Regions from separate parts of the Homo sapiens genome. Here region 1 is linked to region 2. A link is a loop called in an ENCODE intact Hi-C map of the cell type or tissue named here. Cell type or tissue: heart right ventricle. All regions are shown on one strand. Each heading gives the region's core, and the rest is flanking DNA. Links, peaks and the distances in the headings are about the cores only.

Region 1 (15,921 bases), core at 2,709-10,708, 92 kb before region 2:
AGTACTGATCTGTAGCTCCCACCAGCAGTTAAAGTTCTACAACATGCTGCTAAATGCCGTGAGTGATGCTTTAGGAGGAAACCAAGGAGAAGGAGCCCTTGATTTGATCCACAATGGGGTGGGAAAGAACTCAGCCAAAGTTGGAAATCATCGCAGGAATGACTAGGAAACTGTTAGCCCACAGGACTATGCATAATGTGGGAGGGCACTGTACTTCCCCAGGATGGGGCTTGAGTCAATCTTCACAGATACTAAGAGTCAGGGTGACCCCAACTGACATCTGAGTTGCATAAAGATTAGATTAGCCACTCAATGATTGAGCATTACATCTATCTTGTTGCTTTTTCTATCTTGATTTAATATCATGGTTTTCCCAAAACCCGAATGTGCGGTTTTTATCCCGTGCACCATCCCCCACCTCCCCTCCCCCCACCGCCCACCTCTTGGACTAAGTTTCTAGCTTCACATCTAAATCCCTCGTGACTGGCCACCTGACTGCTACAGGTTTCGTTGAGATGTGGTCACCCTGACAATAGAGCGCAGGTGTCAGCAGACCCATTGCCGTGATGATGAAGATTCTTAGGAGCAGCTTTATTATATGATCATCAGGTCAAGCTAGTTTGGCCAAGAAGTTTAGGGGCTGAATTCTTAACCCTCCTAATGCTGAGGACTCTACGGATGAGACCCAATGCTTCCGGGAAGACACCAAGGGATGAGAGTATGTTACCAACATAAGGAAAAGTTTGGTTAATTTATCAGAGCCCTTGTGTAGATGCACTTCACAGAAGGCCTGAGAACATGTACAATTCTCCTCCTTTCAACTAAGTTCTAACAATTCTACCCTCCTCACTTGAGACTGGCTCATGCTACGGCACAAAATAACCTCCCAGCCATGTTGCATTCATCTGGAGGCCTGGGCAGAAGCCTATCACTGCTGACCAGCCCATAAGGGTGGGCAGCACCTAGCTTCAAATACTGCTGACAACCTCTCTGTGTGGGCTTACACACCCCTTATGCCTGGGGCCCATGCTTTACCTATCTCTCTACTCTGACATACTTTGCCTCCAGCCTAAATGCTAGCCATTCCAATGGCCTATCTTTTCCTGTTACCATCACCTCCAACCTCCCCTTAGCTCATCCTCCTTCTTCTTCCTCTCCTACAACTCAACCCCTTCTGCTGGCCCTCTGGAGCCCTCATCCATTGGTAAATGCCTTTTCTTACAATGGAAATCTTTCCCCCTTTGGTCTCCTTTCTCCTCCTGCCTTAACTGAAACACGATCCTTGCTGAAGCACATTGCCTTTCCTGCAACCCCCTGGAAGTGAGGACGTTGATTAGCATCTTAGTGCTATTTAGGGGAACTGACATATTTACTCTTCTGGCTCCATATTACCATATTCAAACTCTTACTCTTCATTGGCTAGAAAAGCCCTTTACCCTGTTTTGTGGCCATTGGTATCTATTCTTCTCTTCGTCATTCACTCCACATTCACTAGACCTCCAACAAGCTTTCTTCCTCAAATCCTGCAAAGATTTCTGGTAGCCACTAGCCACTTCCTCTCCTACAGCTTTATATTAAATGTGATTATTACCCAGATCTATTTCAACTCTGCCAACCTAAACTCTGATGTCACACCAAAAACCATTACCAGTCCATTTTCCAGTTCTCTCTTTTAAAGAAAACAAACAAAAACAATTACTCTTTGACCTCATTTAGAGTGCTAATCCATGGATCCCTTTATGTGATCTTGCTCTATCTCCCATCTGCCTTCACTGTCTCACCTACTGAGACCCTATGTGCTATCCATCAAACCAGTATTTTACCACTATCTTTTATTGATCCTTTCAGATATAGAAACACCTGAGAATAGGTAAGTTCACCTATAAATGAAACACTAAAAACAATGAACAGTGTTCTATGTAAAAGAAACACTAATGACAATCTTAAGGTTTTCTACCAGGGTCTGGCTAATATTTAATGACTAATAAGTCTGAACAAAACGACATCAGGTGCCTATAGATAAACTTTGCTTGGATTTAGATAGAGCCAAAGATGTACATCACTTCCCAGTTGGATTTTGAGCAGTACTGGAACAGTGGAACTTAGAGAATCCTATTCAGAAACTACTTTTTTTGAGACAGGATCTCACTCTGTCATCCAGGCTGGAGTGCAGTGTCTCAATCACTGCTCATTGCAGCCTTGACCTCTCGAGCTCAAGTGATTCTCCCACCTCAGCCTCCTCTCTGTGCCTGCTGCAGCAACACCTGCCCCAGCTACTGGTGGAACAGAGACAAATATCTGGGGCCTGCAGTTCTTATACAGGCCTATCACTGGATGATTGACTCCAGAGAAGACTTCACAGAAGAGTACCTGGCCAAGCTGCAGGACCCACTCTCTCTGTACCACTGCCACACCATCATGAACTACACAAGGACTTGTCCCACAGGTCTGAATCCAGGGAAGGCTACTGCGGAAATCAAGAAAATGTTGGTAACCTATAAGGAGAAGAAAGTTTCAGCTTAATTGTTCCCATGCTAAACATGACTTGTAACCAGTTCAGAGCTGAACATAATTTAGATCTAATTTGAGTTCCTTTAAAGTTCTTGATTTTCCATGAATACAACATGTATAATAAAAATTTTAAAAAATAAATAGATGTTATTCTACTTTATTAACAACAACAATAAAAATACTAACCTTCAAATAAACTCTGTGCAGGAAGATTTCACCTGGACAAGCAGGCCTTACTCTTCAGGTGGCAGGCACCATTGCCCTCTTCCTTCTCCCCTATAAGCCATGGCTCTTTGGAGTTGAGTTCCAGAATCTTATAAGAAGACAACTGTCAAAGTTTGCATCTGGCAAAGGGTTAGGAAAATGGTTGCTAGGAATTGTAGTAAGGAATAGGAATGTAGGGCAAAAAAAAAAAAAAAGCCAGAGATTGGGGAAAAGGATCAACAATAAAAGACAAAAATCTAAGTCAAGTGTAACAGACTTATCTCATTTACAGGCCAGGGACTAAGGAGCCATAAGAAGGGCACACTCAAAGAACCGGAGAAAACACGGTGAGGGGACACTGGGTAGAAGAGTTTCACTGAGGCACGAGGGAAATGGAAGCATGGGCCCACCTCAGGAAACAGGGCTGGCAGGATGAAGGCATGAAGCAGACTCCATCCACCTGCCTGACATGCAAGAACAAGGCTTTCCATCCCTCCACACCACCTGGTGCCAGTGACTTGGGCACCCAGGCACAAGAGGGCTTGAGAAGAATTAGTCCCCTCCCTGATAGGGGATGGCTACAGGGAACCTGGCATCTCCACCTGCAGGTTTAAATGCAGCCAAATACTTATACCCAAATCCCACTGATATGTGAGACTAAACCTGTTGATCTGCCAGTCTCTCCTTGGAAGGGGTGGCATTCACAGGAACAGCTTTGATGGTACATTGAGGTAAAGACTAATAATACTTAATTCATCCATTGATCTTTTACTGAAAATATGATATTATGTATAAGTGAAACACAAAGGCAGCTTCAGCCCCAGAGTGTCTGCAAGATTGTAGCTGAGGTTTGCATTGAGTTTGCCACCCCCAGGCAAAGGGAGGACCTAGAATTTTCAAGCAGGGCTGAAGCAATCACTTTGCTGGTATGTGCCAGCCAAGTGACTAACTCCCAAACATGTTTAATATGAAACAGCATTAGGAGACTGGATATAGCCTCAGGGAGATCAGCTGCTAACCAGTTCAGATTATAGCTGCAATCCCTCATATGCAGCCACTTACAGCGTCTCTCCACATGTCTTCAGAGGCACACAGCACTGTGTACAGGAAAAGGACTACCCTTGATGTTGAAAGATCAGAGTTCTTCTTCCCATTCTGTAGCAGTTTGTCATGTGACTTGGATCAACCTTGTCTGAAAAATGAGGCTGAAGCCTTGTCCATAAAATGGGCAACGCCTTCCCTCTCTACCCTCTGTGGTAGTTTTGAGGATCAAGTGAGAAATATTATGAGAATTAAGAGATGATGAAAATGGTAGAGAGCTATGTACCAAGTATTATATTACACACAAGTATCATAAATCTCCTTCTACACTTTCATTGGTACTAGAGGGAATTTCTTTTAATGGCAGGAATGAGGAAATCAAAACAATAAGATTTTTGGTTCATACTTTAATATCAACACCATCAAAAGCACCAAAGTAGCTGTTTATTGTGGACTTTTGTCATCCCAGGCAATATGTTCGAGTCTTTTCAAAGAGAAGATTAGACCTCCCTCTTCAGTGTTATCTAGGGCTATCAGTTAGACCATCTCTGATATTTTCCAGCTGGTGCTTTAAAGAAATTCGTGTTTGAAAAATGTATGCAAATATTTCTCCCTTCTGCAATTACACAGGCAAGAAAATAAGCAAAAGGATCTTTTATATTTCTTTCTTCCCCTTTTCTTCTTTTTGTTTCTATCCACATGTATATCTCACAGAGGAGCTAGGGTGCAGTGGATGAGGTGGGTGAGGTGAGGAAGGCACTTGCTTCAAGTGCAAAATTTAGTGGAGCACCCAAAAACTCAAAAATGAAGATATGTAGTGTTCTAATGCAACATTTTTAAATTAATGCAAAAAACATGATGAATTACATATCAAAATTTTAAATAAAGAACAGTTACAATACCATGCTGAGACACTTTAAAGACTGAGGCAAAAGGAAAAATCAGTAATACTGATCCTTTATTTAAAATTTTGGTATTTTGTTCATCATAGATTTTTGCGTTCATGTTTATGTATCATAGTAGCAATATTTTTCTTTCTTAGGGGCATTTGAAATTATAGTTTGCCTTAGTATCGGTGGTATCTTGGATTTGATTAAATGCTTTCCGGGTGATATTTGAAACAAGCGTAACTCCTGGCAACCAAAACCCAACTTGACTTTTTCTCCCACAGTTTTCTTTAAACATTTATTCAGTGAAAGTCACCTTCCCTGCTCATGAAGGAAAACTGGGAGTCCCAAGTCTTTTCTGTTCACTCTTAAATAATGGAAAAGCCTCACAGCCATTTTAGGTCACAAACACAGTCTCAGTTTAGTGATTAGAATGCATAATCCCAGGCCAGGCAAGATGGCTCAAGTCTATAAACCCAGCACTTTGGGAGGCCAAGGCGGGTGGATCATGAGGTCAGGAGTTTGAGACCAGCCTGGCCAACATGGTGAAACCCTGTCTCTACTAAAAATACAAAAATTAGTCTGGCGTGGTGGTGCACATCTACAATCCCAGCTACTCAGAAGGCTGAGGCAGGAGAATTGCTTGAACCCGGGAGGCAGAGGTTGCAGTGAGCCGAGATGGCGCCATTGCACTCTTGCCTGGGCGACAACAGCAAGACTCAATCTCAAAAAAATAAAATAAAATAAAAAAGAATGCATAATCCCCTGAAATCATCGAAACTCATAACTTCCCTTAGTAGTAAATCTCCCCTCTACCAGCTGAGCCTGGAAACCTGCAGTAGGAAGGGAAGACCGGGCCTTCTGCTCTCTACCCTCCACCCCTCTCACCTCTCTCTTCCACTCAATACCTGATGTTTTGTTCTCCCTGAAAATGGGAGGAGTTTGGCAGGGAGAAAGATGAAGGGAATAGACCAGTTCTTAACCTCACTTGATGGCTTCATATTCTCTGGGTGAGGAAGATGGTTAATGGGAACCCTTTCTTTCCAGACATCTTCATTGACTTGTCAGAGCTTCCCAATGGGACTTTATCTTCTCATGTAATGTTTATCCATCTGGGTGGTGGGTATGTGGATGTTTATTATATAATTAGCTGTACTTTTCTGATGCTTTATTTTTAATTTTCTTAATCAAAAAAATAAGAACTGAGAAGAAATAAGGGGAAAGAATTCTAACTCCACATGAAAACAACCTTTGCTGAATAGAAATGTGCTTCATCAGTCTGTCTCTCTCTCTCTCTCTGTGTGTGTGTGTGTGTGTGTGTGTGTATTACCAATCATTTCTCCTCTCCTGGCCTTCATTTTTATCACCTACATAGGCCTAGAAACACAAAAGTTTGTCTAGATTGAGATTAACTCCTTTGCCCTGTCACATGCTAGTTTATTTCTTACTCCTTCTGAATAAGCAGAGCAATACACCACTGGTTTCTAATTTCTTCAAGAATAAATGGCCCTGGCCAGAATCCAGTCCACTCCCAGTCTCCTGGAACCTTGTCAAGAGAACTGGAACATCTCTGCTCTCAACCTCTAGGGCAGAAATCAGCAAGAGTCCCACAGCAAAAAATGCACTATGGAAACAGCAGTGTCATCAAAAGCAGAAAACATCTTTTTCTCACCACTGAGAGTTCCACCGTACTGCCTGTCTCCAAGCATTGGAAAGGAAGAGAGAGAAGATGGTGCAGAGGCTAAATAGTTGTTCCCATCTTAATAAAACAATTACTTTTATTGTTTAGCTTCACAATACCAACAATATATTACTAATATCCTTGAATACTCCTTCTCCATAGCAAAGTCTTCAATATTCTGATTTAAATGCATAGTTGTATTTTACCTTCTAGGATCTATGGAAATTGAAACTGGAAAACAATTTCAATTCCTACACATTCAAAGGCCCTGCCCAGATTCAGGATGATTCAGGATGTCTACAGCAAAACACTTTTCCAACATGACAAGTTTCAGGATCATAAGGAGGAGAGAACAGCTAGCTATGGGTAGGTTATGTAGACAAATCAACAAAACACAGAGGGAAACCAAGACAAGGTCCAAGCCCTCTGTGACTAGGACTGGTTTTTATGGCTAGGAGTTACTTACACCAGCAGGCTGGGCCCTGGAATGCCAAGTATTAAGTGTAGGAAAGAAAAGAAGCATGGAGGGCAGAATGCCAAGCATTAGTCCAGGAGCCGGGGTCTGCACTCATCCATATTCCTCACTTCCCTCAACCTCCTTCTAAAGTCTGTTGCTGGGCAGTTGCTATAAAAGAAGAGAAAATAGTGGTAGATGAGGCTAATCAAAAAGTAAAATGTGAAAAGTGTGCAAGATCTCACAGAACAGAAATAGATTCCACAAAGCCATGAACTCAGATGGAGAAAAAAAAACTATGCATTTTTATTTTCACTAATCTGTAAGTGAAAATCTAGTATTTCCTTTATTTATGAATGGAGGCAATAAATCATTGCAGTATTAGTAGTACCCATGTCTGTCACCAATAGAATTCACAGGTATTTTCAATTAACTTTACGGTGTTGTAAATATCTTGAAATATCATTTTTGTTCATTGTTACTCTAAAATTATGATACTAAGTAAATCTGTCACTAGATTTTGATATTTAATCTGTTAATTAAAAATTGTATACAGTGGCGTGCCACATAACTATCAATCAACAGCAAACCACATATACCGGGATGGTCCCATAAGAGTATAATGGAGCTGAAAAAATTCCTATCACCTAGTAACATTGTATTAATAGCTGTCACAATTTTGTAGCACAACCCTGCATTCCTCATGTGTTTGTGGTGACGCTGGTATAAATAAACTTACTGTGTTGCCAGTCCTGGAAAAGTCTGCCACATACAATTATGTACAGTACCTAACATTTGATAATGATAATAAACATTATATTACTGTTTTATGTATTTACTATACTTTTTATCGTTTCAGAGTGTACTTCTTTTACTAACTAAAAAAAAAAAAAGTTAATGTAAAACAGCCTCAGGAAGGTCCGTCAGGAGGTATTTCAGAAAAAGGCAATGTTATCATAGGAGGTGACAGCTTCATGAATGTTAACGCCCCTGAAGACCTTTCAGTAGCTGATGTGGAGGTGAAGAACAGTGACATTGATGACCCTGACCCTGCGTAGGCCTAGGCTAATGTGTGTGTTTGTGTCTTCATTTTTAACAAAAAAGTCTAGAAAGTAAAAAATCAAAAAAAAGTTTTCGTAGAAAAAAGCTTATAGAATAAGAATATAAAGAAAGAAAATATTTTTGAACAGCTCTACAATGTGTTTGTGGGGGGAGGTTGTTTTGTATTTCTTTGTTTGTTGGCCTCCTTATGTTTGCCCAGGCTTGTCTTGAACTCCTGGGCTCAAATGATCCTCCCACCTCAGCCTCCTGCGTAGCTGGCATTACCGCACACCACTGCACCCAGTTTGTGTTTGTGTTTTAAGGTAAGTGCTATTACAAAAGAGTCAAAGAGTTTTTAAAATTTTAAAAGCTTATAAAATTTAAAATTGACACTAAGCTAAGGTTACTTAATTATTGAAGAAAGAACAATTTATTACGTAAATTTAGTTATACTAAATGTAGAGTGTTTATAAAGTCTATAGCAGTGTACAGTGACATCTTAGACCTTCACATTCACTCACCAATTACTCACTGATTAAGTGGCAAGTGCCTTATACAGGTGTATCATTTTTACCTTCTTTTTTTTTTGCTTTTATTATTACTTTTAATTGACACATAATAATTATACAAATTTATGAGGCATAGTGTGATATTTAGATACATGTATGCAATGTATAATGATCAAATCAGGGTAAATAGCATATACATCACCTCAAACATTTATCATTGATTTGGGTTGGAAACATTCAAAATCCACTCTACTAGCTGTTTGAAAATGTACAATAAATCGTTCTTTTTTTTTTATTATACTTTAAGTTTTAGGGTACATGTGCACAATGTGCAGGTTAGTTACATATGTATACATGTGCCATGCTGGTGTGCTGCACCCATTAACTCGTCATTTAGCACAAGGTTTATCTCCTAATGCTATCCCTCCCCACTCCCCCCACCCCACAACAGTCCCCAGAGTGTGATGTTCCCCTTCCTGTGTCCATGTGTTCTCATTGTTCAATTCCCATCTATGAGTGAGAACATGCGGTGTCTGGTTTTTTGTCTTTGCGATAGTTTACTGAGAATGATGATTTCCAATTTCATCCATGTCCCTACAAAGGACATGAACTCATCATTTTTAATGACTGCATAGTATTCTATGGTGTATATATGCCACATTTTCTTAATCCAGTCTATCATTGTTGGACATTTGGGTTGGTTCCAAGTCTTTGCTATTGTGAATAGTGCCGCAATAAACATACGTGTGCATGTGTCTTTATAGCAGCATGATTTATAGTCCTTTGGGTATATACCCAGTAATGGGATGGCTGGGTCAAATAGTATTTCTAGTTCTAGATCCCTGAGGAATCGCCACACTGACTTCCACAATGGTTGAACTAGTTTACAGTCCCACCAACAGTGTAAAAGTGTTCTTATTTCTCCACATCCTCTCCAGCACCTGTTGTTTCCTGACTTTTTAATGATTGCCATTCTAACTGGTGTGAGATGGTATCTCATTGTGGTTTTGATTTGCACTTCTCTGATGGCCAGTGATGATGAGCATTTTTTCATGTGTCTTTTGGCTGCATAAATGTCTTCTTTTGAGAAGTGTCTGTTCATATCCTTTGCCCACTTTTTGATGGGGTTGTTTTTTTTTCTTGTAAATTTGTTTGAGTTCATTGTAGATTCTGGATATTAGCCCTTTGTCAGATGAGTAGGTTGCAAAAATTTTCTGCCATTTTGTAGGTTGCCTGTTCACTCTGATGGTAGTTTCTTTTGCTGTGCAGAAGCTCTTTAGTTTAATGAGATCCCATTTGTCAATTTTGGCTTTTGTTGCCATTGCTTTTGGTGTTTTAGACATGAAGTCCTTGCCCATGCCTATGTCCTGAATGGTAATGTCTAGGTTTTCTTCTAGGGTTTTTATGGTTTTAGGTCTAACGTTTAAGTCTTTAATCCATCTTGAATTAATTTTTGTATAAGGTGTAAGGAAGGGATCCAGTTTCAGCTTTCTACATATGGCTAGCCAGTTTTCCCAGCACCATTTATTAAATAGGGAATCCTTTCCCCATTGCTTGTTTTTCTCAGGTTTGTCAAAGATCAGATGGTTGTAGATATGCGGCATTATTTCTGAGGGCTCTGTTCTGTTCCATTGATCTATATCTCTGTTTTGGTACCAGTACCATGCTGTTTTGGTTGCTGTAGCCTTGTAGTATAGTTTGAGGTCAGGTAGCATGATGCCTCCAGCTTTGTTCTTTTGGCTTAGGATTGACTTAGCGATGCGGGCTCTTTTTTGGTTCCATATGAACTTTAAAGTAGATTTTTCCAATTCTGTGAAGGAAGTCATTGGTAGCTTGATGGGGATGGCATTGAATCTATAAATTACCTTGGGCAGTATGGCCATTTTCACAATATTGATTCTTCCTACCAATGAGCATGGAATGTTCTTCCATTTGTTTGTATCCTCTTTTATTTCCTTGAGCAGTGGTTTGTTGTTCTCCTTGAAGAGGTCCTTCACATCCCTTGTAAATTGGATTCCTAGGTATTTTATTCTCTTTGAAGCAATTGTGAATGGGAGTTCACTCATGATTTGGCTCTCTGTTTGTCTGTTATTGGTGTATAAGAATGCTTGTGATTTTTGTACATTGATTTTGTATCCTGAGACTTTGCTGAAGTCGCTTATCAGCTTAAGAAGATTTTGGGCTGAGACGATGGGGTTTTCTAGATATACAATCATGTCGTCTGCAAACAGGGAAAATTTGACTTCCTCTTTTCCTAATTGAATACCCTTTATTTCCTTCTCCTGCCTAATTGCCCTGGCCAGAACTTCCAACACTATGTTGAATAGGAGTGGTGAGAGAGGGCATCCCTGTCTTGTGCCAGTTTTCAAAGGGAATGCTTCCAGTTTTTGCCCATTCAGTATGATATTGGCTGTGGATTTGTCATAGATAGCTCTTATTGTTTTGAGATATGTCCTATCTGGTTTTTTTGTTTTGTTTTGTTTTGTTTTTGAGATGGAGTCTCCCATCGCTTAGGCTGGAGTGCGGTGGCACGATCTCGGTTCACTGCAACTTCCACCTCCTGGGTTCAAGCGATTCTCCTTCCTCAGCCTCCCGAGTAGCTAGGATTACAGACGTGCCAGGTATGCACCACCACAACCGGCTGATTTTTGTATTTTTAGTACAGGTGGGGTTTCTCCATGTTGGTCAGGCTGGTCTTGTATTCCTGACCTCAGGTGATCCACCCGCCTTGGCCTCCCAAAATGCTGGGATTACAGGCGTGAGCCAACATGCCCAGCCTAATTGTTCTTAGCTACAGTCACCCTATAATGCTATAGAACTCTAGACCTTATTCCTCCTATCTAGCTGTACTTTTGTATCTGTTAATCAACCTTTGGATATTCTCTCACCCCCTACCCTTCCTCTATGCAGAATAGCAGCCACTACTCTACTCTCTACTTCTATGAGGTCATTTTTTAACTACCACATATTGCTATTTATCTTTCTGTGCCTGGCTTATTTTATTTAACATAATGTCCTACAAGTTCATCCATGTTGTCATGAATGACAGAATTTCATTCTTTTTCATATCTAAATAGTATTATATTTTGTATATATACCAAAATTTTTTATTCGCTCCTCTGTTGATGGACACTTAGGTTGATTTCTTATCTTGGCTATTGTGAATAATACTGCAGTAAATATGGAAGTGTAGATATCTTTTCAACATACTGATTTCCTTTCCTTCGAATATATACACAGGAGTGGGATGATTGGGTGATGTGGTAGTTCAATTTTTTATTTTTTGAGGAACCTCCATATTGGTTTTCATAATGGCTGTACTACTTTACATTCCCACCAACAGTGTATAAGAGTTTCCCTTTCTCTGTAATAGAGATCAGGAGGAGCAGGCAGAACGGGACAAACAGGATAAAAAAAAAAGGCCACCGCTTTAGTCATGGCCCTCAGGCAAGTGGACTTTGGAGGCTCTGGAAAAGGGAAAAGCTGGGCAAATTGAATGCCTAATAGGGCTTGCTTCCAGTGCGGTCTACAAGGACACTTTAAAAAAGATTGTCCAGGTAGAAATAAGCCGCCCCCTCATCCATGCCCCTTATGTCAAGGGAATTACTGGAAGGCCCACTGCCCCAGGGCATGAAGGTCCTCTGAATCAGAAGCCACTAACAAGATGATCCAGCAGCAGGACTGAGGGTGCCCAGGGCAAGTGCCAGCCCATGCCATCACCCTCACAGTGCCCCGGGTATGCTTGACCATTGAGGTCCAGGAGGTTAACTGCCTCCTGGCCACTGGTGTGGCCTTCTCAGTCTTACTCTCCTGTCCCAGACAACTGTCCTCCAGATCTATCACTATCTGAGGGGTCCTAGGACAGCCAGTCACTAGATACTTCTCCCAGTCACTAAGTTGTGACTGGGAAACTTTACTCTTTTCACATGCTTTTCTAATTATGCCTGAAAGCCCCACTCCCTTGTTAGGGAGAGACATTCTAGCAAAAGCAGGGGCCATTATACACCTGAACATAGGAGAAGGAACACCCATTTGTTGTCCCCTGCTTGAGGAAGGAATTAATCCTGAAGTCTGGGCAACAGAAGGACAATATGGTCGAGCAAAGAATGCCCGTCCTGTTCAAGTTAAACTAAAGGATTCTGCCTCCTTTCCCTACCAAAGGCAATACCCCCTTAGACCCAAGGCCCAACAAGGACTCCAAAAGATTGTTAAGGACCTAAAAGCCCAAGGCCTAGTAAAACCATGCTATAGCCCCTGCAATACTCCAATTTTAGGAGTACAGAAACCCAGTGGACTATGGAGGTTAGTGCAAAATCTCAGGATTATCAATGAGGCTGTTGTCCCTCTATACCCAGCTGTACCTAACCCTTGTACCCCGCTTTCCCAAATACCAGAGGAAGCAGAGTGGTTTACAGTCCTGGACCTTAAGGGTGACTTTTTATGCATCCCTGTACTTCCTGACTCTCAATTCTTGTTTGCCTTTGAAGATCCTTCGAACCCAACGTCTCAACTCACCTGGACTGTTTTACCTCAAGGGTTCAGGGATAGCCCCCATCTATTTGGCCAGGCATTAGCCCAAGACTTGAGCCAATTCTCATACCTGGACACTCTTGTCCTTCGGTACATGGATGATTTACTTTTAGCCGCCCATTCAGAAACCTTGTGCCATCAAGCCACCCAAGCACTCTTAAATTTCCTTGCTACCTGTGGCTAAAAAGTTTCCAAACCAAAGGCTCAGCTCTGCTCACAGCAGGTTAAATACTTAGGTCTAAAATTATCCAAAGCACCAGGGCCCTCAGTGAGCAATGTATCCAGCCTAAACTGGCTTATCCTCATCCCAAAACCCTAAAGCAACTAAGAGGGTTCCTCAGCATAACAGGTTTCTGCAGAATATGGATTCCCAGGTGCGGCGAAATAGCCAGACCATTATATACATTAATTAAGGAAACTCAGAAAGCCAATACCCATTTAGTAAGATGGACACCTGAAGCAGAAGCAGCTTTCCAGGCCCTAAAAAAGGCCCTAACCCAAGCCCCAGTGTTAAGCTTGCCAATGGGGCAAGACTTTTCTTTATATGTCACAGAAAGAACATGAATAGCTCTAGGAGTCCTTACACAGGTCCGAGGGACGAGCTTGCAACCTGTGGCATACCTGAGTAAAGAAATTGATGTAGTGGCAAAGGGTTGGCCTCATTGTTTACGGCTAGTGGTGGCAGTAGCAGGCTTAGTATCTGAAGCAGTTAAAATAATACAGGGAAGAGATCTTACTGTGTGGACATCTCATGATGTGAATGGCATACTCACTGCTAAAGGAGACTTGTGGCTGTCAGACAACCATTTACTTAAATATCAGGCTCTATTACTTGAAGGGCCAGTGCTGCAACTGCACACTTGTGCAACTCTTAACCTAGCCTCATTTCTTCCAGACAATGAAGAAAAGATAGAATGTAACTGTCAACAAGTAATTGCTCACACCTATGCCACTTGAGGGGACCTTTTAGAGGTTCCCTTGACTGATCCCGACCTCAGCTTGTATACTGATGGAAGTTCCTTCATAGAAAAAGGACTTCAAAAAGCGGGGTATGCAGTGGTCAGTGATAATGGAATACTTGAAAGTAATCCCCTCACTCCAGGAACTACTGCTCAGCTGGCAGAACTAATAGCCCTCACTTGGGCACTAGAATTAAGAGAAGGAAAAAGGGTAAATATATATACAGATTCTGAGTATGCTTACCTAGTCCTCCATACCCATGCAGCAATGTGGAGAGAAAGGGAATTCCTAACTTCCAAGGGAAAACCTATCGAACATCAGGAACCCATTAGGAGATTATTATTGGCTGTACAGAAACCTAAAGAGGTGACAGTCTTACATGGCTGGGGTCATCAGAAAAAAAGGAAAGGGAAATAGAAGGGAACCACCAAGCAGAGATTGAAGCCAGAAGAGCTGCAAGGCAGGATCCTCCATTAGAAATGCTTATAGAAAGTCCCCTAGTATGGGGTAATCCCCTCCAGGAAACCAAGCCCCAGAACTCAGAAGAAGAAATAGAAAGGGGAACTTCACAAGGACATAGTTTCCTCCCCTCAGGATGGCTAGCCACCAAAGAAGGAAAAATACTTTTGCCTGCAGCTAACCAATGGAAATTACTTAAAACCCTTCACCAAACCTTTCACTTAGGCATTGATAGCACCCATCAGATGGCCAAATTATTATTTACTGGACCAGGCCTTTTCAAAACTGTCAAGCAGATAGTCAGGGCCTGTGAAGTGTGCCAAGGAAATAATCCCCTGCACTGCAGGCCATACATTTCAATCCCTGAATCTTTAACCTCCTTGTTAAGTTTGTCTCTTCCAGAATCAAAGCTGTAAAACTACAAATCGTTCTTCAAATGGAGCCCCAGATGCAGTCCATGACTAAGATCCACCGCAAGCCCCTGGACCAGCCTGCTAGCCCTTGCTCTGATGCTAATGACATCAAAGGCACCCCTCCTGAGGAAATCTCAACTGCATAACCCCTACTATGCCCCATTTCAGCAGGAAGCAGTTAGAGCGGTCATCAGCCAACCTCCCCAACAGCACTTGGGTTTTACTGTTGAAAGGGGGGACTGAGAGACAGGACTAGCTGGATTTCCTAGGCCAACCAAGAAATCCCTAAGCCTAGCTGGGAAGGTGACCACTTCCACCTTTAAACACGGGGCTTGCAACTTAGCTCACATCCAACCAATCAGATAGTAAAGAGAGCTCACTAAAATGCTAATTAGGCAAAAACAGGAGGTAAAGAAATAGCCAATCATCTATTGCCTGAGAGCACAGTGGGAGGGACAAGGATCAGGATATAAACCCAGGCATTTGAGCTGGCAATGGCAATCCCCTTTGGGTCCCCTCCCTTTGTATAGGAGCTCTGTTTTCACTCTATTAAATCTTGCAACTGCAAAAAAAAAAAAAAAAAAGGTTTCCCTTTCTCCACATCCTTGCCAGCATTTCTTATTTTTTGTCTTTTCGATAATAGCCATTCTAACTGGGGTGAGATAATATGTCTTGTGGTTTTGATTTGCATTTCCCTGATTCCCTGATGATTAGTAATGTTGTACATTTTTTCATATAACTGTTGGCCATTTGTATCTCTTCTTTTGAAAATGACAATTCAGATCTTTTTTTTTTTTTTTTTTTTTTTTTTTTTTTTGAGAAGGAGTTTTGCTCTTGTTGGCCAGGCTGGAGTGCAATGGCGCAATCTTGGCTCACTGCAACCTCTACCTCCCAGGTTCAAGCGATTCTCCTGCCTCAGCCTCCCCAGTAGCTGGGATTACAGGCATGTGCCATCACGCCTGGCTAATTTTGTATTTTTAGTAGAGATGAGGTTTCTCCATGTTTGTCAGGCTGATCTCGAACTCCTGACCTCAGGTGATCCACCTGCCTTGGCCTGGCAAAGTGCTGGGATTACAGGCATGAGTCACTGCACCCGGTCGCCCATTTTTAAATTGGATTATTTTCATTTTTCCTGTTGAGTTGTTTGAGTTCTTTGTATATTCTGGATAATAATTCCTTGTCAGATGAGTAACTTGAAAGTATTTTCTACTATTCTGTAGGTTTTCTCTTC
Region 2 (15,921 bases), core at 4,985-12,984:
TATGTATGTATGTATGTATGTATGTATGTATGTATGTATGTATCACATTTTGTTTATCCACTCATTGATTGATGAGCATTTGGGCTGGTTCCATAGTTTTGCAATTGCAAATTGTGCTGCTATAAACGTGAGTGTGCAAGTATCTTTTTCATATAATGACTTCTCTTCCTCTGGGTAGATACCCAGTAGTGGGATTGCTGGATCAAATGGTAGATCTACTTTCAGTTCTTTAAGGAATTTTCATACTGTTTTCCAGATTGATTGTACTAGTTTACATTCCCACCAGCAGTGTAAAAATGTTCCCTTATCACCACCATGCCAATATCTACTATTTTTTGATTTTTTAAATTATGGCCATTCTTGCAGGAGTAAGGTGGTATCGCATTGTGGTTTTGATTTGCATTTTGCTGATCGTTAGTGATGTTGAGCATTTTTTCATATATTTGTTGGCCATTTGTACGTCTTCTTTTAAGACTTGTCTTATTTGTGTCCTTAGCCCACTTTCTGATGGGATTGTTTGGTTTTTTCTTGCTGATTTGTTTTGAGTTCTGTGTAGATTCTGGATATTAGTCCTTTGTCAGATGCATAGTTTACAAAGATTTTCTTCCACGCTGTGGTTTGTTATTTCTTTTGCTGTGCAGAAGCTTTTTAGTTTAAGTAAGTCCCATCTATTTATCTCTGTTTCTGTTGCATTTGCTTTTGGGTCCTTGGTCATGAAGTCTTCACCTAAGCCGATGTCTAGAAGGGTTTTTCCGATGTTGTCTTCTAGAGTTTTTATGGTTTCAGGTCTTAGATTTAAGTCCTTGATCCATCTTGAGTTGATTTTTGTGTAAGATGAGAAATGAGGATCCAGCTTCATTCTTCTGCATGTGATTTGCCAGTTATTCCAGCACTATTTGTTGAATAGGGTGTCCTTTCCCCACTTTATGTTTTTATTTGCCTTGTCAAGGATCAGTTGGTTGTAAGTATTTGGCTTTATTTCTGGGTTCTCCATTCTGTTCCATTGGTCTATGTGCCTATTTTGGTGACTATAGCGATATAGTATAGTTTGAAGTCAGGTAATGTGATGCCTCCAGATTTGTTCTTTTGCTTAGTCTTGCTTTGGCTATGTGGGCTCTTTTTTGGTTCCATATAAATTTCAGGATTGTTTTTTCTAGTTTTGTGAAGAGGGATGGTGGTATTTTGACTGGAATTGCATTGAATATGTAGATTGCTTTTGGCAGAATGGTCATTTTCACAATATTGATCCTACCCACCCATCCATGAGCATGCGATATGTTTCCATTTGTTTATGTCATCTATGATTTTTTTGGCAGTGTTTTGTGGTTTTCCTTGCAGAGGTCTTTCACCTCCTCGGTTAGGTATATTCTTATGTATTTTATTTATTTTGTTTTTTTACAGTTATTGTAAAAGGGGTTGAGTTCTTGATTTGATTCTCAGCTTGGTCTCAGTTGGTGTATAGCAGTGCTACTGATTTGTGTACTTTGATTTTATATCCTGAAACTTGACTGAATTCCTTTATCAGATCTAGGAGCTTTTGGATGAGTCTTTAGGGTTTTCCAGGTATATGATCATATCAGCAAACAGCGACAGTTTGACTTCTTCTTTACCTATTTGGATGCCCTTTATTTCTTTCTCTTGCCTGATTGCTCTGACTAGGACTTCCAGTACTATGTTGAATAGAAGTGGTGAAAGTGGGCATCCTTGTCTTGTTCCACTGCTCAGGGGGAGTCCTTTCAACTTTTCCTTGTTCAGTATAATGTTGGCTATGGGTTTGTCATAGATAGCTTTTATTACCTTAAGGTATATCCCTTCTATGCCGATTTTGCTGAGGTTTTAATCATAAAGGGATGCTGGATTTTGTCAAATGCTTTTCCCGCATCTATTTGAAATGATCATGTGATTTTTGTTTTTTATTCTTTTTCTGTGGTGTATCACATTTATTGACTTGTGTATATTAAGTAATCCCTGCATCCCTGGTATGAAACCCACTTGATCATGGTGGATTATCTTTTTAATAGGCTGTTGGATTCAGTTAGCTAGTATTTTGTTGAAGATTTTTGCATCTATGTTCACCAGAGATATTGGTCTGTAGTTTTTTTATGTCCTTTCCTGGTTTTGATATTAGGGTGATACTGGCTTCATAGAATGATTTAGGGAGGATTCCCTCTTTCTCTATATTTTGGAATAGTTTCAATAGGATTGGTACCAATTCTTTGAATGTCTGATAGAATTCAGCTGTGAATCCATCTGGTCCTGGACTTTTTTTTGTTGGCAATTTTTTTTTATTACCATTTCACTCTCTCTGCTTGTTATTGGTCTGTTGAGCTTCTGTTTCTTCCTAGTTTAATCTAGGAGGGTTGTATATTTCCAGGAATTTATCCATCTCTTCTAGGTTTTTCAGTTTGCGTGCATGAAGGTGTTCATAGTAGCCTTGAATGATCTTTTGTATTTTTGTGGTATCAGTTGTAATATTTCCTGTTTCATTTCTAATTGAGCTTATTTGGATCGTCTCTCTTCTTTTCTCGGTTAATCTCTCTAATGGTCTATCAATTTTGTTTATATTTTCAAAGAACCAGCTTTTTGTTTCATTTCTCTTTTGCATTTTTTGTTGTTGTTTGAATTTCATTTAGTTCTGCTCTGATCTTTGTTATTTCTTTTCTTTTGCTAGGTTTGGGTTTGGTTTGTTGTTGTTTCTCTAGTTCCTTGCGGTATGACCTTAGATTGTCTATTTGTGGTCTTTCAGACTTTTTGATGCAGGCATTTAATGCTATGAACTTTAATCTTAGCACCACTTTTGCTGTATCCCCGAGGTTTTGATAGGTTGTGTCACTATTATTGTCTGGCTCAAAGAATTTTTTAATTTCCATCTTGATTTCATTGTTGACTCAACAATCATTCAGAAGCAGATTATTTAATTTCCATGTATTTGCATGGTTTTGAGGGTTCCTTTTGGAGTCGATTTCCAATTTTATTCCACTTTGGTCTGAGAAAGTACTTGATATAATTTCAGTTTTCTTAAGTTACTGAGACTTGTTTTGTGGCCTATCATATGGTCTGTCTTGGAGAATGTTCCATGTGCTGATGAACAGAATGTATATTCTGCAGTTGTTGGGTAGAATATTCTATAAGTATCCATTTAGTCCATTTGTTCTAGGGTATAGTTTAAGTCCATTGTTTGTTTGTTGACCTCCTGATGTGATGACCTGTCTAGTGCATTCAGTGCAGTATTAAAGTCCCCCACTATTATTGTGTTGCTATCTGTCTCCTTTCTTAGGTCTAGTAGTAATTGTTTTATAAATTTGGGAGCTCCAGTGTCAGGTGCATATATATTTAGGATTGTGATATTTTCCACTAGTCCTTTTATCATTATATAATGTCCCTCTTTGTCTTTTTTAACTGTTGTCGCTTTAAAGTCTGTTTTATCTGATATAAGAATAGCTACTCCTGCTCACTTTTGGTGTCCATTTGCATGGATTATCTTTTTCCACCCCTTTACCTTAAGTCTCTGTGAGTCCTTATACGTTAGGTGAGTCTCTTAAAGACAGCAGATACTTGGTTGGTAAATTCTTATCCATTCTACCATTCTGCATCTTTTAAGTGGAGCATTTAGGCCATTTACATTCAACATTACTATTGCCATGTGAGGTACTATTCTATTCATCATATTAGTTGTTGCCTGAATACCTTGGGGGTTTTTTCATTGTGTTATTATTTTATATGCCGTGTGAAATGTATGCTTTAAGGAGGTTCTATTTTGGTGTATTTCGAGGTTTTGTTTCAAGATTTAGAACTTGTTTTAGCAGTTCTTGTAATGCAGGCTTGGTAGTGGTGAATTCTCTCAGCATTGGTTTGTCTGAAAAAGACTTTATCTTTCTTTCATTTATGAAGCTTAGTTTAGTTGGATACAAAATTCTTGGTTGATAATTGTTTGTTTAAGGAGGCTAAAGATATGACCCCAATCCCTTCTAGCTAGTAGGGTTTCTGCTGAGAAATCTGCTGTTAATCTGAGAGGTTTTTCTTTAAAAGTTACCTGATGCTTTTACCTCACAGCTCTTAGGATTTTTTCCTTCATGTTGACTTTAGATAACCTGATGACTGTGCCTAGGCGATGATCTTTTTGCAATGAATTTCTCAGGTGATTTGGATATCTAGATCTCTAGCAACGCCAGGGAAGTTTTCCTTGATTATTCACTCTGTTATTACCTTTTTAAACTACTCAGCCTGTTAGAACTACAACATGAGAAGGCTTTTTAAAAATTGAGATAAAATTCATTTTCTGGACATTTGGGTTGTTTCCACTTTTTGGCAATTATGAATGATGCAGCTGTGAACATTTGTGTATAAGTTTTTGTGTGGACAAGGACAGGCTGTTAACGTATTTAGATTTTTCCAAACAGCTGGCTGGCTTTTGTTAATCAGAAGCACCCTCATGATATACCAGGACCTCCACTTTGATATGTAACTTTTTTTCTGTAGCATCTTCTGAGCAAAATCCTTTGGTGTCACTTCAGAGTGACTCTCTGTCTTTGGTGTCACTTCAGAGTGACTATGCTATCTTTCTGGACCTGCTTCTAACACTAACCTCAATACAGGTCCTCACTTAGCTGAGCTGATTTCCCAGCCTCACTGTGCTATGTTTCTGTCATCCAGATTTTTATAGCTTTGCTGCCTGCATTATTCCAACTGCCTTTCCTACTCTAAGGCCTTAGCTGATGCTATCATCTCAGTCTCCATAACCACATTCAGCTGAGACTGTTGAATGGATTTACATGTTTATATATAAAATAAAGGGCTAGGCCAGGCACAGTGGCTCACACCTGTAATCCCAGCACTTTGAGAGGCTGAGGTGGGCAGATTGCTTGAGCCCAGGAGTTCAGGACCAGCCTGGGCAACATGGCGAAACCCTGTCTCTACTAAAAATACAAAAATTAGCTGGGCACAGTGCCATGTGCCTGTAGTCCCAGCTACTCAGCAGGCTGATGTGGGAGAATAGTTTGAGCCAGGGAGGTGGAGGTTGCAGTGAGCCAAGATCATGCCACTGCACTCCAGCCTGGACAACAGAGGAAGACCCTGTCTCAAAAAAATAAAGGGGTAGACTTACTTTGGTACAACACATTGCATATATAATACTGTTTTTTAACAGTTATACACAAATCAAAATAAGAGACTTCTTCAGACAAATGTTCAAAATTATTTTCTTTGTCCTGTGTAATCAACCCATTTTTTCTTAAAACATCCCATGTAGCTGATTTCCCCAGAAAAAAAGAATATTATAAATCACTATTGTCTTCGTTTTCAAAGGGGGAAGGGCAAGGAATAATAAGAGGGTTCAGAAAGTTCTAAGAAATCTGTCTTGGATTTCAAACTAAGCCTAACAGAATGAATTGTATAAATACAGAATGTGTTGTGTTTCACAGTTTTATTCTCTGTTTCCTACCCAATCTCACCTTCCTTCAGGGTACATTTTAAACTTATTCCTCAGTTTTGTAGGTCCTTTCAGTATAGGGTAAGGGAGCATCTTTTCTCGCTTGGGATATTAGAGGCTATCCTAAAAAAGAAAAAAAATATTTAGTTTTTAGGGTCATAGTGGAGAGGCCAGCTTCTCTTCCATATAACTCTGCCAGAGGGAACCTGTAAAACTCATGCCCAGCAGCCTATCCTACCCGGTTCTTTTTGAGAAAGACTGTCTCCCTTGCCCAGGCATGCTTGTTCTGGAGAAAGATATATGGAATGGTAAGGCAGGAAAGGAACCCCAGACCCAGACCAAGACAGCTGGATCTCAAATTAACAACTGATGTGTTCCAGCCACCCCCACAGCAGAGAGCACCAGTCTTTTGCCTAATGAAGCTCTCTTATCGTTGTCATCCTGAAGACTCAGATTGAGCACATGGTCCAGATAGGACTGCCTGTGTCTTCAGACAGGGAAAGTTCATGAGTGATCTGCAGGCCAAGAAGAGATGCAGGCAGCTGTGCAGGAAGTTCCTACTGGTGGTAATCAGCTAGCTTGTTAGGATGGACTTAATTATATGCTGCAGGGAGCAGGAGAAAATATTTTTTAGTTTATTCCAGAAAGACATTTGGAAAACTTTTACAGTGGCTCTTTCCATTGTAACTGCACACAGCTCCTAATTTTCCACGTGCTCAAACTTAATTTATAACCTATGTGTTTATGATTCTCTATTTTTCCTCATTCTGGTTAGTTCCTCCAGGAGAAATCTGTCACCCCAAAACAGCTTTTCTCTTATAATTCCCAGCCCCATAGATTGTACATTCCCTTGTCATCAAAGCAGAGAGAGAAGAGAGTAGATCACAGATCATATATTTCTCTGTAGTGAAATTCCCCTATGTTTGATCTTTTCCTGGAAAGTCACTCTAAAAACCATATTCTTTGGTGCTATATTCCAGTTGTCATGAACTCCTTGAAACTAACTCGTGTTCTCAGATCCTCTCAGAAACCAAGCATATATACTAATACTTCCATTCAAACACAAGTAAATAAGTAAAAAGCAAATAAACCAACTTCATGCTAGTCTTCCTCTGTCAATAACTCATTGCCACAGACCAGTTCTTTTCTAAGCCCTTTAGGGATCCTGGTCTTTTTGCCTCTGAATTTTTTGGAAAACATTTTGATATATCAAAACTTACCAATTATTTCCTCATCAAAAGACATGAAGAAATATTTTCTTGCTTAAGGGTATAACAACAGGGCAGGCTTTTAACCACTGTTCTGACTTTGAAACTTAGCAGATTTATAGGAAGTAAATGAAATGAAAATATTTCTTGTCCTTTGCTCCAAACCAACATTGTGCTAGAAAGCACAGTAAGAAAGAGACCACATCTTTATCATCTCTCTAGCTTCATATCAAGCAAAGTGTCTGGCATATAAGTGATTATATATAAAAATATTTGTTGAGTAATTGAATGACTATAAAATTAAAATCTAAACTCTTGTCCTCAAGAGTTTAGACACTACTGGAAAATAATGATCAAGTTACAAAATATTACAGTAGAAGCCCTTTTACCTGAACATGATTGAGTTTGATAGTAGGGAATCATAAACTATATGTGTGTGTACTATAAAATGTCTATATAAACATTTTAACTCAGGCATTAATTTATTCTGATGTCTTTTGATAGAGGGTCAAAGCCTTTTTTCTGAGAATGAGTCTCATACATATTTAGAGTTCTGTGACATATTTCTTTGATAAATCACACTCATAATAGGTTTGTTGTCTGATTTGTAGTTTTAGTTTCTTTAGAGAGAGAACATAGTAGTAAAGCAATTTGAATGTAGACACCTTCTAAACTTCAGTGATTTTTCTCTTTCATCCCACCCTTACCTAATTTTACAGCAAAATCTTTTTAGTAGTTTACTTTTACTAAAACTTAGGGTTTTTTTTTAATTTTAGAACAGCTTTTCTTTTCCACGCTTATATTTTGTTAGTTTATGTAATGAATTGAATAATTACTGTGAAAAGTATAACCAGCATAAACAGACTGAGGACAAATGCAGCTGACTCTTAGTAAACACACAACCCAACTACTAAGGTAAGAAATATGAGAGTGTAAGAGAAACTATTAGCCACAAATCTGTGTGTGATGGGCATTAGTTGCTCTGTTTCAGAGGAGAAATGGAGAGCTTTGGCTAAATAAGATAATATGTTAAGTGGAGTTCCTTTGAGAGACGTTACATAGTATTTCACTAAGTGCTGTATATATAAAGTTAAGAATTACAGTAAGGGGACTTAAATAAACAGGAAGCCTTCATGAAATAGCTAAATTTTGAGATGGATCTTGAAAGATGATTAGAATGTATAATTTGAGGAAAGGGAGCATTCTCAGGAAAGGAATGAACCTACTCACCTACAGCCACAGGTTGGTGTTGGGAAGGAGAGGAAATTTAAGGTGTGGTTTAATAGAATAAGCATTAAATTGTAAGTCTAAAGGCCTAGTTGCATTCCTACAAACCTTTTTGACATTTTATTTAGGAGATAAATAATGAGGGAGAAAAAGAGTATTCTAGTCGGGAGTGTAAGGAAAAAATATGGGAAAGCTACCCACCTCAAAGAATTAACATGGAAGCCCAGTGAGAGAGAAAATTGAGAAAATAAGGAACGACTCAGGATGAAGCATAAGACCAGTGGTTTTCAGTTGTAATCCTCTTTCAATCATAGTACGTATCAAAAGCTTTCAGATAAAATTTGATGTGAACAGAAGACTCTGCCACTTAAAAGAAATTCTTTAAAACACAGCTTTAGACATATAAGCCTAATGTATACATTAGAAAGAGTTGTCAGAATGTCTTGAAAAGAAATCAGTGGGAAAAAGCAGACTTAAATTTGTAGGAAACAGTGGAAAACCAAAGAATTTAATTCCCACTAAATTAGACAAAGGTTCAGTAAAAGAGGGTTGTAAGCTATTTTTTTGTTTTAATAATGTTTGGTGTATATTTTCTAGACATAGAAAAATATTGAATGATGTGGTTGATTGAAAATAAATATTGAAATCTAAATATAAAATGTGAGAAAACAGCCCTCTGTATCAATGTGTTCTACATCTAGTTGGAAAATATTTGGGGAAAAAAGTATGGTTGCATATGTATTGAATATGTACAGACTTTTTTTTCTTGTCATTATTTCCTAAACAATAGAGTATAACAGCTATTTACATAATACTTATATTGTATTAAGTATTACAAGTAATCTAGAAATGCTTTAAAGTATATGGGAGAATGTGAGTAGGTTGTATGCAAATATTACACATTTTATGTAAGAGACTTGAGCAGCTGTGGATTTTGGTCCGTGGAGGGTCCTGGAACCAATCCCCACAGTTACCAAAGGATGACTTTACTTTATGATTCACTTACAAATAACTATATGAGGCAGATATTTAATATATGATGAAATAATAGGTATTTTAAAAATCTTAACTGATTAAAGCTTCTCAAAGGAAGAAAACTTACAAATTCAGTATGTAGTATGTCATTGCTGTTTGATCATCTTTTGTCCTTTTTTTAGCCAAATTTCACTTGCTTATATGTATCTAAAACTTTTCTATGGCATTCAGTTGTTCTACTTTCTTAATACTTCCAAGAACAAATTTTCAAATATGTTCATCATCAGTTCAAGAAAATGTTTGATAACTATGATAGTCTTTTGCTTTAAAAAATTTTACATCTGAGATCAACAGATCTTTTTGTAAATTCCCATTTGAGAATGAAAGTTTCTGTTTTTCCTCTTGTTTTGACTAGAGAGATCTGGAAAGATTTGGGTATTTACTTCCCTTCAAATAAAAAATAAAAAACTATTCTTAATAGTTTCAAATTCGAAGTTCAGTAGCCTGTTCTTTTTTTTATAAAATATTAAAGAGAAAAAGCCGAAAATGTTCTACATACTCTTTTTCTTCTAGTTTGAGAAGAAACTGCTTTATGTGGATTGACACCTCACATACCCTGAGTTTAAGAAGTTAGCATTATCTGAGAAGGTACTATTTTTAGGTCCAGCTGTAATGTTTCTAACTTTGGTACACAGAGTAGTGGGTGCTCCCTTTCCCAGAAGGCTCCATATTCTCAACATGTGCAGGTCAATTTGACATAAAGCTACCAACAAGGAGCAACAGGCCCACTGCAGGCTGTGTTTATAACTTGAAAATTATGAGCAGGTATTGGGAGCCACAGACTGTATTTGGGAACCAGCTGCATGTCAGGACAAGCATAGATTGTGGTCTGTGGAGGCTGGGAGAGCACAATGCTTGAATTTCATTTCTTTGGGAGATAAGAAGAAAAAATACCTTCCTACCTGACAAGATTGACAACTTGCTAAATCTGATTATCTTCAGAAGTGTGCTGGACAGTTGCGAAGTAAACATTTACTTTTCAAAGATGATGATCAAGGAAACATCTCTACGAAGGGACCCGGATTTAAGGGGAGAGCTAGCTTTCCTGGCAAGGGGCTGTGATTTTGTTCTCCCTTCACGGTTTAAGAAGCGGCTGAAGTCATTTCAGCAGACACAGGTTTGAAATTTGGGTGTTTTGTTTTGTTTTGTTTTGTTTTGTTTTGAAAATATTTTTATTACTAATAAAACCATCCAGTGAACTAACTCACAAGTAATTTTACAGCTCCCTTGTATCTTGATATTAGATCAAGGAATTAATGTGTGTCCTCTATTCAGCTATTTGCAGAAAGCTATTTGCAGAGGGATTCCAACAGGTTTAAAAATAGACCTTCTGGACCTGGAGTACAGTACTCACATTTTTCTCTTGTAGAGAGGGAATCCAGTTTTAGAGACAACAAATACAACTTAATGAACATTTTACAATTTAGGTAGAAAATTACCAGAATTTTTCATAGAAATATCCTTGAGAAACTAGAATTTCTGTATTAAAAGCCTTGTTTGCACTTTGAATCAATAGATTATATATTAGCGTGCATACACATCTGTAACAAATGTTTGTTTAAAAAGTATGTTAATCCTGGTAATCTTTTTTTAAAGCAAGACGTATTTGTCTATATAGACAATTGTGTATGTGTGTGTCGTAATGTATGTAGATAACAAAGACTGGTGGTTACTTCTAGATCATTAAAAATGTCTTCCCTAAGCAAGCTGTGCAATTGAGTCATTTCTGCCTATGATGAGTACTTTGCAGAGTCCCTACTTTCTTGCTTAAAACCTATGGCAGTGTTTCACCAAACAAGTGCCTAACATTGACTACAATATAAATCAAGGACTGTACAAATGCTGGCCATCCAAAATCCAGCAAGAAACCATAGTTTTATGGTTATTCTGACCCAGAATAATCTCAAATTATTTGGGTAAATATGAAATTGCTTTTTTGTAGGTCAAAAATGATCAAATATTGGAAATGCTACAGTGACATAATAGCACAAGGATACTATTCTGAATGAATATCTAAATGATACTGTGTTTATAGGGAAAGACAAATGGAGAATTGAAGTATTTTACCCAGCTAATTCTATTCTAATGCTGCTCCTAGACTGGACTGAAACCACTGTATCCAAAGTGAGCAGATGCTAAACTTGCTAGTAAATCTGGCAGAATTTATGTTACTAGGTTTTCTTCCATAATGTTTGTAAACTACCAGTTTTATTCAGCTACTTTAAGGTTTAAATTATATATCTCCTGTAGAACTCAATAGAAAGTAAATTGAGTATCCAAAAGCTCAAAATAAATGCATTATTTTAATGTTATTTTCCTTTTAAATATTAACATCAGTTTTATTAAATATGGAATTGACCAGTGGATTAATAGTTGCCTATCAGTGAATTGCTCTGTGTTAAGTACACTAAGAAAAGCAGAACAGAATATTTTATAATCAGATATTTTCCCATTCAAATAAAATCTTTGGCAGCCAGTGTTCTGAATATCACTTATTTCTGTCAAAGCAAAAGCATAGAGTTAACATTGAAGACCTTGCTGTAAACCTTTCCCACTAGTATGTATTCATGAGACTCTCAGGTTTCATCCCTGCTGGCACCAGTGGTCTTAATTCTATGGGCATAACTGCCCTAGATGTGACACCACAGAAAACATTGGTGATTGTACACCTGAACCTCACAAATCTCTTTCAGCATAGAATAATGGAAAAGGAATGACACTAATATAAATGGTCTAGGTAAAGCCCCTGAAGAATTCTGTGCCTTACTTTAGAATTTTAAGAACACTTTGAAGAATAATAATAATTTATTGACTTACGGGACTGTGTAATATTTACAGATTTAGCATTAAGGCAGAGAGAAATGTTTATTGAAAATGGATTGTCAATTTGTTAACTCAAAAGTGGTTTGTAAACTTCAAATTGCTTTACATATGCAAATGATTATTTTATTATTGAATCTGAAAGATTATGCCAAATTATGCTTCATCTAATTTTTTGAGAATCTCATCCTTTGGTCTTGTCATTCATCTTCTTACATGATAGATGGATCTCTGCCCAGCACTGTTCTAAACCTTTTACCTATATTACATCTTGTAATTTCCTTTAATCCTCACAACAACCTTCTAAGAAGTAGACATTGTAATTTCTGTTTTATTATTGAAATTCCAAAAGGTTAAGTAACCATTTTGAGGTCACAGAGTAGTAAGCCATCAGTGTTTTAAGTTTTTCATATTTCATTGGTATCACTTCCCTTTGTTCTGTTTCTTCCTTGACTATTGCTTTATATGGGTGACATCCTGATACTGTAGCAAAGACATGGTGTGACAACTGGCCTTCATATCCCTAATAGTCTTAATATATGAGCAGACTCCATTCTGTGTATTAATGTCAGATATTAACACAGGGAAATTGGGCTATTATGACAAAAATAGGAGATTTAACCATTTTCATATATTTATATGAATAAATCTTATCTCTTTATAAAACTCACATTTTTAAGGGTAGCTAAAATTTTTATCATGATTTTTAAAATTATGTTATAAACCTATATGTTAAGAAATATGATAAATATATTTCTTACAGATATATCATTGTTCAAACTTTAGAGATGGCATTAGGGTAATTTAAGGAAGAAATTTGAATAATACTTTGTGTTCATAATACCTATACAATGTATTTAGCTAGTCAACAGTTGTGTTCATCTTTCATACTTTATGTAGCATCTAATACAGTACCATGCTCATGAGCCTTGATAATTTGGCCATTAATTAAGAGTGGAAATTAGAACTATGAAAATCCTCATGGAATCTTTTTTGCTTTTTCTGGTAAGAATCTCAGAACTAAATTTAGTCTTTATTGGTAAGATAAATTTCTACCTGAATAATGGTGTACCTCCCCTCCCTTTTTCCTAAATCATGGGCAATCTTAATTTCCTCGTTGCCTCCCTGCCACTCTTTACTGACCTTTCTAATGTCTCTTTATAGTATGCCACATCAAATCATTTTTTTAAAAGAAGAAGAATATAAACTGTAAATGAGTTATTAAACTGTAAAGGGAGTTTGGTTGTGATGAAATTAATGACCATGGTTTTTGCCTATTGGAGCAAACCACAAATAAGATACATGTGTATCTTGCAGAAAATGGCGTGGCCCTAGTGGCAAATAAATCAGCCAGGTAGGGGACATTTCAGAACTAAAATGCTTTAATTTTCTTAACAAAGATTTTCTCAGCATCAAGGGCTGGCAGTGATTCTACCTCAGCAAAGTCAAACTAGAGAAGGTAAAAGGAGCCCCTTCCCCAAATACTTTTCGGATATATATATTTAAAAGGAACTTGTTTTTGCCTGTTGAAAGAGAGGTAAAAGTCACAGAAAGACCAAGAACTGTCTTCAAAAAGAATGTATTAATCCAGTTCCAACAGAGTGAGAATACACCTTGAGATTCTTAATATATCAACTAACATTGCTCTTTGAGTCTTTTGAAATGTCTGCCAAATAGTTGATGGAGAAACCTATGTATTTTTTTAAACGTAAATCTATGTAAACTTGAGTACTGGCAGATAATTAATAAATTAATTAATTTAGTGCAGATAAGCATTCCCTAGAAACATGCTTACCACCTTTAAGAGTACAGTGAGCCCTTAATCTCTCCTGTCTCTGATTGTGGTTTCTTATATTGCTGGTGAGAATTTTCAGTAAATGAATACTGTTTAAATTTTTTGTGTCTCATAATCTTATTTTTCTTTTAGATTCAAAATAAACCAGAAAAGAAACCTGGAACACCACTCCCACCTCCAGCCACCTCTCCAAGTAGTCCCCGACCTCTCTCCCCGGTTCCCCATGTGAATAATGTTGTGAATGCGCCATTGTCCATAAACATTCCACGGTTCTACTTTCCTGAAGGACTCCCAGATACCTGTAGTAATCATGAACAAACTCTAAGCAGAATTGAAACTGCTTTCATGGATATTGAAGAACAGAAAGCAGACATTTATGAAATGGGGAAAATTGCAAAGGTAATGTAACTACTAAATGATTTACAATCTCCCCTTCTTTAGAAACCCTGATCCCCTCCCCTTCTCTAGAAACCCGGATCCCACCCCCCTTCACTGCCTCTTTGCTCTGTTTTTAAGCATGCATGGAATTGTTGTTGTTTTTCCCATAGTGATCTTCCATTTCAACCTCCTATTTAATATAAGAATCCCTTCCAAGACATCACCAACTCATAAATTCATTCTCTGCTTGAATGCTTTCAGAGACTAGAAGCTCTACCTTGCCAGGCAGCCTGGCCTATTGTCAAATACTTGTTTGTTAGAAAATTTTTCCTTGTGCTGAATAGGAATCTGATTTTTAGTCTCACCCATTGATCATAACTGCCCTAATGCCAGACAAGGAAGCATTAGACCATCTCAATACAGTCATTTTACCCAGAAATAAATGGATTTGACAATAGGAAGCAAGTCTTTGGAACTTTCAAATATATCCAACTGCTTCTGAGTTAAAATCTTATCCCCCTAATGTCAGGACTACTCTGACTTGATTCTGTGCCTCCAGCCTCCTCCCAGAACAGTTAATACTTAGCATAACCATCAGATTATATTTGATTATGCCATTTCCCAATTTAGCAATATTCAAGAATTCCCACCTTCTATAGCAGTGCTTTGTTTTGTTTGGGCTTTATTTTTATTATGCATAAATATTGAAGAGTCAGGTCACACTTCAGGCTTTAGCAGTAGTTTAGGCTGTGCTTCAAGAGGCAGAGGGGTTTAGAAGGCTAAGGGCTGCATGGAGGCAAGTAGGAGACCAAGTGAGAATACCTAAGAGCCCATGCACACTTCCACTGAGAAGGGTTCCCCTGCTTTCAGGAGTAATGTTAAAAAGTTGGAAAACTACCATTCTTCAGGATAAACCTCAAACTTCTCTTCCTGGCATTCCATGGCTTCCACAGCCTGGCCCCAGAGTTTCTTTCCAAACTTGCCTAAAATTTTCCTGTATAAGCGTGACCCTCTTGCCCTCTCATAGGCACACCTCTGCATTTGGGCTCTCAGAGTTCTCCCTCCAGAGTGGGCTTCCCCTCCTGCCAACCTCCTCAGCATCCACTTTGTTGAAGACCTAGCTTCCATTGTGTATTATTGGAGAAGTCCCTGAACCCTCACTTGTCATGCCCTGCCCTACCTCTGACCTCACAGAGCATTTGTCATTGCTGTTAAATGATATGTAACTAGAGTGATTTTAAAGGAAATGAAAAGGAATTCTTTGTTCTCTTCCTTCATTCCCCCTTCTTAAAAATTGCTTGTTGATACCCTAGATGCTTCTAATGAAAAACAAACTCATTCCAGAAATAAGAGCTTATCTGTTTCCATTCCATTTTACTTATGAGGGAACTGCAGTTCTACAAGTACTTACCTGAAGTCACAGAGCTAGTTCATGCCGGGAGACAAGTTGTCTAACTTCTAGCACAGTGCTGTTTCTACATATGTCATCTCCCTGGACATGTGGTAACAGTAACTAACTTCCAGTTAATAGCCACCCAAATATATTACAAGTTCTTTAAGGCATTCAGGGTTTTCTTACCCAATTCTTTTAGAGGTGGCTATTGCGTTAGATGACAGAACCCTGATGATAAAATTTCTGAATGGGCTGGAACTATGGCTGTAAATCCAAAAGATAAAATTTAACAAGGCTGAATGAAATCTGCATTTGGAGGTAATATGGTAACTACATAAATGCCAACAGGGTTGTTGTTGTTGTTTTTTGTTGTTGTTGTTTTGTTTTGTTTTGTTTTTTGAGACAGAGTTTCACTCTTGTTGCCCAGGCTGGAGTGCAATGGCGCTATCTCGGCACACCACAATCTCCACCTCCCAGATTCAAGCGATTCTCCTGCCTCAGCCTCCCAAGTAGCTGGGATTACAGGCATGCACCACCATGCCCGGCTAATTTTTGTATTTTTAGTAGAGATGGGGTTTCTCCATGTTGGTCAGGCTGGTCTCAAACTCCCGACCTCAGGTTATCCGCCCACCTCGGC

Evidence for each region. A loop is a pair of places that touch in the nucleus more often than their neighbours do. Peaks named below come from ENCODE experiments on the same cell type or tissue, not always from the same donor. Only the 100,000 strongest peaks of a DNase experiment are listed, where the experiment ranks them.
Region 1: a loop joins it to region 2, with 3 times the contacts of the local background. A loop is called at or near these places in 5 of 110 quality-filtered maps.

What each region holds. Positions count from the first base shown.
Region 1 is chr3:135,923,652-135,939,572 of GRCh38, forward strand. It overlaps the pseudogene SDHBP1. Among named protein-coding and RNA genes, the nearest start is that of PPP2R3A, 34 kb to the right of the region's middle. In heart right ventricle, for the core only: no CTCF peak of the experiment used is centred there; a DNase peak (open chromatin) is centred at 6,180; H3K27ac peaks cover 545 bases.
Region 2 is chr3:136,013,187-136,029,107 of GRCh38, forward strand. It overlaps PPP2R3A (protein phosphatase 2 regulatory subunit B''alpha), which reads left to right. Exons shown (of 14, transcript NM_002718.5): 3 at 13,646-13,912. Among named protein-coding and RNA genes, the nearest start is that of PPP2R3A, 55 kb to the left of the region's middle. In heart right ventricle, for the core only: no CTCF peak of the experiment used is centred there; no DNase peak of the experiment used is centred there; H3K4me3 peaks cover 3,614 bases; H3K27ac peaks cover 6,419 bases.